Linked DNA regions of Homo sapiens: region 2 is linked to region 1. Evidence: chromatin contacts called from ENCODE Hi-C or POLR2A ChIA-PET data. All regions are on one chromosome and are shown on one strand. Each heading gives the region's core, a stretch centred on a gene start or an enhancer-like site at or near the end of the contact. The rest is flanking DNA. Distances are from core to core; before and after follow the strand shown.

What was found. Hi-C counts contacts between places; a loop is a spot of excess contacts on that map. ChIA-PET counts read pairs that join two places held with the same protein, here RNA polymerase II (POLR2A). Pooled maps may share reads with other maps.
Region 2: a loop to region 1 is called in a pooled map, with 2.3 times the contacts of the local background. The contact joins the promoter of TROAP here to the enhancer-like site in region 1. A Hi-C loop is called at or near these places in 2 of 50 pooled maps. POLR2A ChIA-PET finds 5 or more read pairs at or near these places in 2 of 52 experiments (H1 and activated B cell).

What each region holds. Positions count from the first base shown.
Region 1 is chr12:49,200,625-49,203,324 of GRCh38, forward strand. No RefSeq gene overlaps it. Among named protein-coding and RNA genes, the nearest start is that of TUBA1A, 13 kb to the left of the region's middle. Within about 2 kb of position 1,432, at least 14 of the 41 ENCODE cell types and tissues checked have a DNase peak (open chromatin) inside an H3K27ac peak, as active enhancers do.
Region 2 is chr12:49,321,805-49,324,504 of GRCh38, forward strand. TROAP (trophinin associated protein) reads left to right here and starts at 1,451. Exons shown (of 15, transcript NM_005480.4): 1 at 1,451-1,545; 2 at 1,800-1,948; 3 at 2,041-2,233. The coding sequence starts at 1,805. TROAP-AS1 (TROAP and PRPH antisense RNA 1) reads right to left here. Exons shown (of 8, transcript NR_120449.1): 1 at 2,688-2,700; 2 at 2,343-2,535. RefSeq lists enhancers at 164-383, 1,525-1,674.

The DNA.
Region 1 (2,700 bases), core at 182-2,681:
ATCATTTTTGAGCTAAACAATTTTAGTGTGCTTGATGTGGTTCAGCTATTTCTAAATTCTGATATCCGCTCGATAAATTTACTGAAAATTACTTTATTTATGGTTGTTAACCCTAAAGACACAACTCCTAGTGAAGCCTAGCCTCAAAGAGCATTTTAAGAAATGTCTCTCCATATTCCCTTTTTAAAATATTTTTTCTTTTTTTTTTTTTTAAACTTCTCTGGAGATAATGCTGGATCCACCTTCCTTTAGATTTAGAAATCAATTATGCACAGGCAAAAGAGAACTTAGAAAAAGCTGCCTAGCTTTTTCTTCATCTGCCTAGCCTAAAAGATCATTTAGCAAACATTTCTCCATTTCCCTGTGGATGTAAACTTTGATTATACATGTGTAGAAGAGAAAGGCTTAGAGAACGCTGTGGGTTTTTTCCTTCATCTGCTTATGTGAACAGCAATCTGTTGTTCTAGTACTGTCTACAGATTATAAGAGATGTAGAGTTTCACTCAAGATAGCATAGCCTGAAATAAGTCCCTTATATGGCAAGACTATTTATGGATTTAGTATATTTTAATAAATAAGCCCACTATTAATCTTTTTAAAATGATTTCAGTATTTTTAGATTTGTAAGAGCGACTTCACTCTCACCCCCATGTTACTAAGCAACGTATTATACAGTTGCTAGGAGACAGACTAGCAAGGTTGGGGGTATTTCAAATTTCCGTTGTCACCTTGCCTATCACATGACTATACCCTAGAGAGTTTTACAGCCTTAGAGAAAAGAGAAAAAAGTTAATGGCACATAGAAAAGAAGGAAAGAGAGATGAGGTTGAGGAATAAAGGAATAGAATAAGGAAAATTGCAAGGTATTTGAGAAGAGTCTGTGAACTTGGCAGGGAAAGGCTATTATGCAATTTCCTTGAATGAGTCATGGAAAAACCTTAAATTGCCAGTGCTGTATTTCATATTCTGTATGCTTCTACCTTTTCTAAAAACAAAATAGAGAATAAGCTTGGAGAAGAAGATCTTTCAGATAGTTTTTCTGAATATTTTCAGAAGAGTGGAAATCAATTATAACTCTTACAGAAGACAGGTATTTACAAATGAGTTTTTCAAAGTCACACATAATTTAAAATCCCCAAGTCAGATAAACAGCTTATTTCCTTCTATTTCTCCCTCAAAATAGTAAAAAAATGACAGTACTGAGAGGAAGGTTAGAATACAAGTGTTCTTAGACAAATTGAGCAGCAAGATGGTCATATAGGCTCTTGGGCAGTATGTGTTTCTGCACACAATTTAAAAAATTTAATACAAAGGAGAGAGAGAAGAAGCCTTTGTACTGTATCTCAAGGACTCTGTATCTGAAATAAGAAACCAGGCTCCAGGTCTCATTGTGTGTATGTGAAAAGTTGAGTCTTTGTGTCATTGTGTCTTCATGGTATTTACTGTTGCTAGCAACCAGGAAGCTCCCTAGTGATTGTCGCTAGGTCCTCCATGCCTCTGTCTGCCTGAAACCTTAGTCAGTGCCAGAAACACCAGAGATAAAAATCGTTGCAAAAAATCCAGCGCACATCATCCCCAGTGGTTTTATAGAAGACGGTTCATCTTGTGTTCAGTGAAAATCTGTGTAAAATGGAGGCTTCACACAGAGCTCATCCTCAGCTTCTTCTTCATCAATGCCAATCTTTCCGTGCAGAGCAGAGTGGACATTGTGATGGTTTAATTAAAATAAGATTTATATCCTAGCGTCATCAGCTTTAACCAATAAAATAATAAATAAATAAATCAGACAGCCGGGCGCGGTGGCTCACGCCTGTAATCCCAGCACTTTGGGAGGCTGAGGCAGGTGGATCACCTGAGGTCGGGAGTTTGAGACCAGCCTAACATGGAAAAGCCCCGTCTCTACTAAAAATACAAAATTAGCTGGGCATGGTGGAACATGCCTGTAATCCCAGCTACTCGGGAGGCTGAGGGAGGAGAATCGCTTGAACCTGGGAGGCAGAGGTTGTGGTGAGCTGAGATCATGCCATTGCACTCCAGCCTGGGCAACAGGAGCGAACCTCCATCGCAAAAAACATAAATAAATAAAAAATAAAAAATAGTTAAAAATAAAATAAAATAAATCAGATGAAGAGCAGAGAAAAGAAATATTTCACCAGTTTTAGGTGACTTCTAGTTCTAAGGCATCAACACTTGCTGACAGCTTGAGATCACCTTTGTGTTCACAGAACCATGGTACAAATGATGATACTATTTCCACAGAAGAGTCTAGAATATTCCGATTAAAGATCCACATCAGTGTCATCCCCAGAAACGACTGAAATCATCTCTCAAAACTCAATTTTTTGGGTCTTACATGAACCCCAAGTCAATACAACTTACTTACACCATCCTGTACAAATATTTTGTTTCCTGTGTGTTTTCTACTCAGAGGTAGATAGTTACAGCTCTGAAATGGGAAAGAATTGCAAATCTGAGCTGAAATTTAGAAAAGATTAATGTTGAGATGACATAAATATGTACTTCTTTCAGGTGCCTATACTCCAAAAGAGTATCTGAAGAGATATTTATTTATGTATGTATTGAGACTCTGTAGCCCATGCTAGAGTGTAGTGGCACAATCAGGGCTCACTGCAGCCTCAACTTCCCGGGCTCAAGCAATCCTCCCACCTCAACACCCCTGAGTAGCTGGGACTACAGGCA
Region 2 (2,700 bases), core at 201-2,700, 120 kb after region 1:
CTTGTCTCTACAAAAAAACACAAAAATTAGCTGGTGGCAGGCACCTGTAGTCCCAGCTACTTGAGAGGCTGAGGTTCCCACCTCAGGAGGCCGAGGCTGCGGTGAGCTGAGATCGCACCACTGCACTCCAGCCTGGGCGACAGAGTGAGACCCTGTCCCAAAAATGCATAAATAGTAAAACTAGTGAGAGTGAATGAGAGATGGGATATGTAAAGGGAGTGGGAGGAGTTAAGGAGTAACTCCTCGGTTTCTGGCTTGTGTAAGAATAACTTCTGTGATTGGTGGGGAAAATCCACCAGAGTTCTGTTAAGTGTTGTTCATTTCCTGTCCCCCGTTAGGGGTTACCCCTTCCATCTTAAGCAGGATATTCTAGGATCTCTCAGTCTCACAGCCTTGCCCACCAATAACCAGCAGGTGAGCCCCCTCTCCCCAGACCTCTAGATCTGCAAAAGGCAACCTGGAGGCAAGGAAATCCCCAGCTGTGAGTAGCCATTCAATTCTGGTGCTGTGGTAACTGAGTTCAAAAACAATGAGTCTTGTTACCTACCCGTAAAATGAAAGACACCTCATCAGACACCTCACTGGATTGTGAGGCTCCAAGGAGCACACATATTGTTAGGCTCAGTTCGATTCCCTCCAGCCCTCTCCGCCCGTTTGAAGGCAGTTCCTTATCCCGGAGACAACGTACAGATGTTCTCTCTTTCCCTCTTTATTTTTTTTAAGACAGGGTCTCTGTTGCCCAGGCTGGAGTGCAGTGGCGCGACCACAGCTCACTACAGCCTCAACCTCCTGGGCTCAACACGATCCTCCTGCCTCAGCCTCCAGAGCGGCTGGGACTACAAGCGCGCACCACTGCACAGGGATTATTATTATTATTTTATTATTTTGTAGAGAAACGGGTGGGAGTGGTCTCGCTATGTTGCCCAGGCTGGTCTCAAACTCAGCTCAAGAGATCCTCCCGCCTCGGCGTCCCAAAGTGTTGGGATTACAGGCGCCTGCCACCGCGCCCGGACGCAGATATTTTCTATGGGCATCTGGAATGGCGTCCCCAAAGCTTGGCGCCGTGCTATGGTCAAGCCGGGTCGGGGGCTCGGGCCAGCCTTCAACACCGTTGGCAGCAATCGGAACGATCAACTGTACCCTCAGTACCGCGACCTCGCCCGGTCCTGCCAATGGCCGGCCCCTAGCCGGTCCTGAGGCCTCGCGAGAGCTCCCGTGGCTACGCCTTCCCCGGCCTCGGAACGGCCCCATCCTTCCTCTTTCCCCGCCTCCCAGCGGCGCTCCACTCTCGGATTGGCTGATTGATCCGAGTCAGTTTTTTTCCTCGCCAGAAAGCGGTTCGACAATTGGTCCTTCTTTTGGCCCCTCCTGCGATGCCCGCGGATTGGACGGCTGAGTCTGGCTACGCGGGCCTCCGCGGGAGCGCGACCGGGCCAATCAAGAGCTTGGCGTATTTTACAAACTGAGAAAGTAGCTCCAGCAGCACCCGAGAGGGTCAGGAGAAAAGCGGAGGAAGCTGGGTAGGCCCTGAGGGGCCTCGGTAAGGTAAGGCACGGGGGTCTTGAAGGGAACGAAGGCTGCTGGGTTCATAGGGAGGAGGGCAGTTTGGGGCCCGAGGGCGAAAGAGTAGGCTCGGGGTGTCTGGAGATAGCACCCATAAGAGCGGTCTTGCAGGCGCCGGGGGCTTGTGGGCGCGTGGATTAGGGCGGAGGTATCAGGGATGGCAGGACAGGTGCCCCGAGAACTGGTTGATCTTTGATCTTAGATTCTGCCTGCCTTCTTCCCCGTCTCAATTGTAGCCATCATGACCACCCGGCAAGCCACGAAGGATCCCCTCCTCCGGGGTGTATCTCCTACCCCTAGCAAGATTCCGGTACGCTCTCAGAAACGCACGCCTTTCCCCACTGTTACATCGTGCGCCGTGGACCAGGAGAACCAAGATCCAAGGGTAAGAGGGGCCTAATGGGGGAAGACAGTAGTCACACCAGTAATGCACCCCAACACTAAACCTCACCTTTTTGTCCCCGCTCCCTCCCCTAGAGATGGGTGCAGAAACCACCGCTCAATATTCAACGCCCCCTCGTTGATTCAGCAGGCCCCAGGCCGAAAGCCAGGCACCAGGCAGAGACATCACAAAGATTGGTGGGGATCAGTCAGCCTCGGAACCCCTTGGAAGAGCTCAGGCCTAGCCCTAGGGGTCAAAATGTGGGGCCTGGGCCCCCTGCCCAGACAGGTACCTGTTGGAGCCATGGTAACACGGCCTCCATGGCTGAGTAGGGGACTAGGAAGGGTAAAAGTGGGGTTTTGGGGTTTTGCACTCACTCCTGCTGTCTCCTACTTACTGTGATAGTCCTGGTCCCAGCTCCTGGAAAGCTCTTTGCTCTTAGAAGATCTCCCTTTCCTCCAGCAAAATGTCATCTCGCCAGGTGCCATGGCTTGTACCTGTAATCACAGCTACTCAGGAGGCTGAAGCAGGAGGATCACTGGAGGCCAGGAGTTGGAGACCAGCCTGGATGACAGAGGGAGATCCCATCTCTTTAAAAAATAAATAAATAAATAAATAATAAATATCACTTCTTCTGAAGCCTTTTCCAGTTCCCCATGTCACAATCAGTTGCTCTGTGTTCTCCTAATACTTTGCAGCACTTCTTTTATAACATGTATATACCTTGGCTTGAGTCTGTTACCTGTCTATAGTTT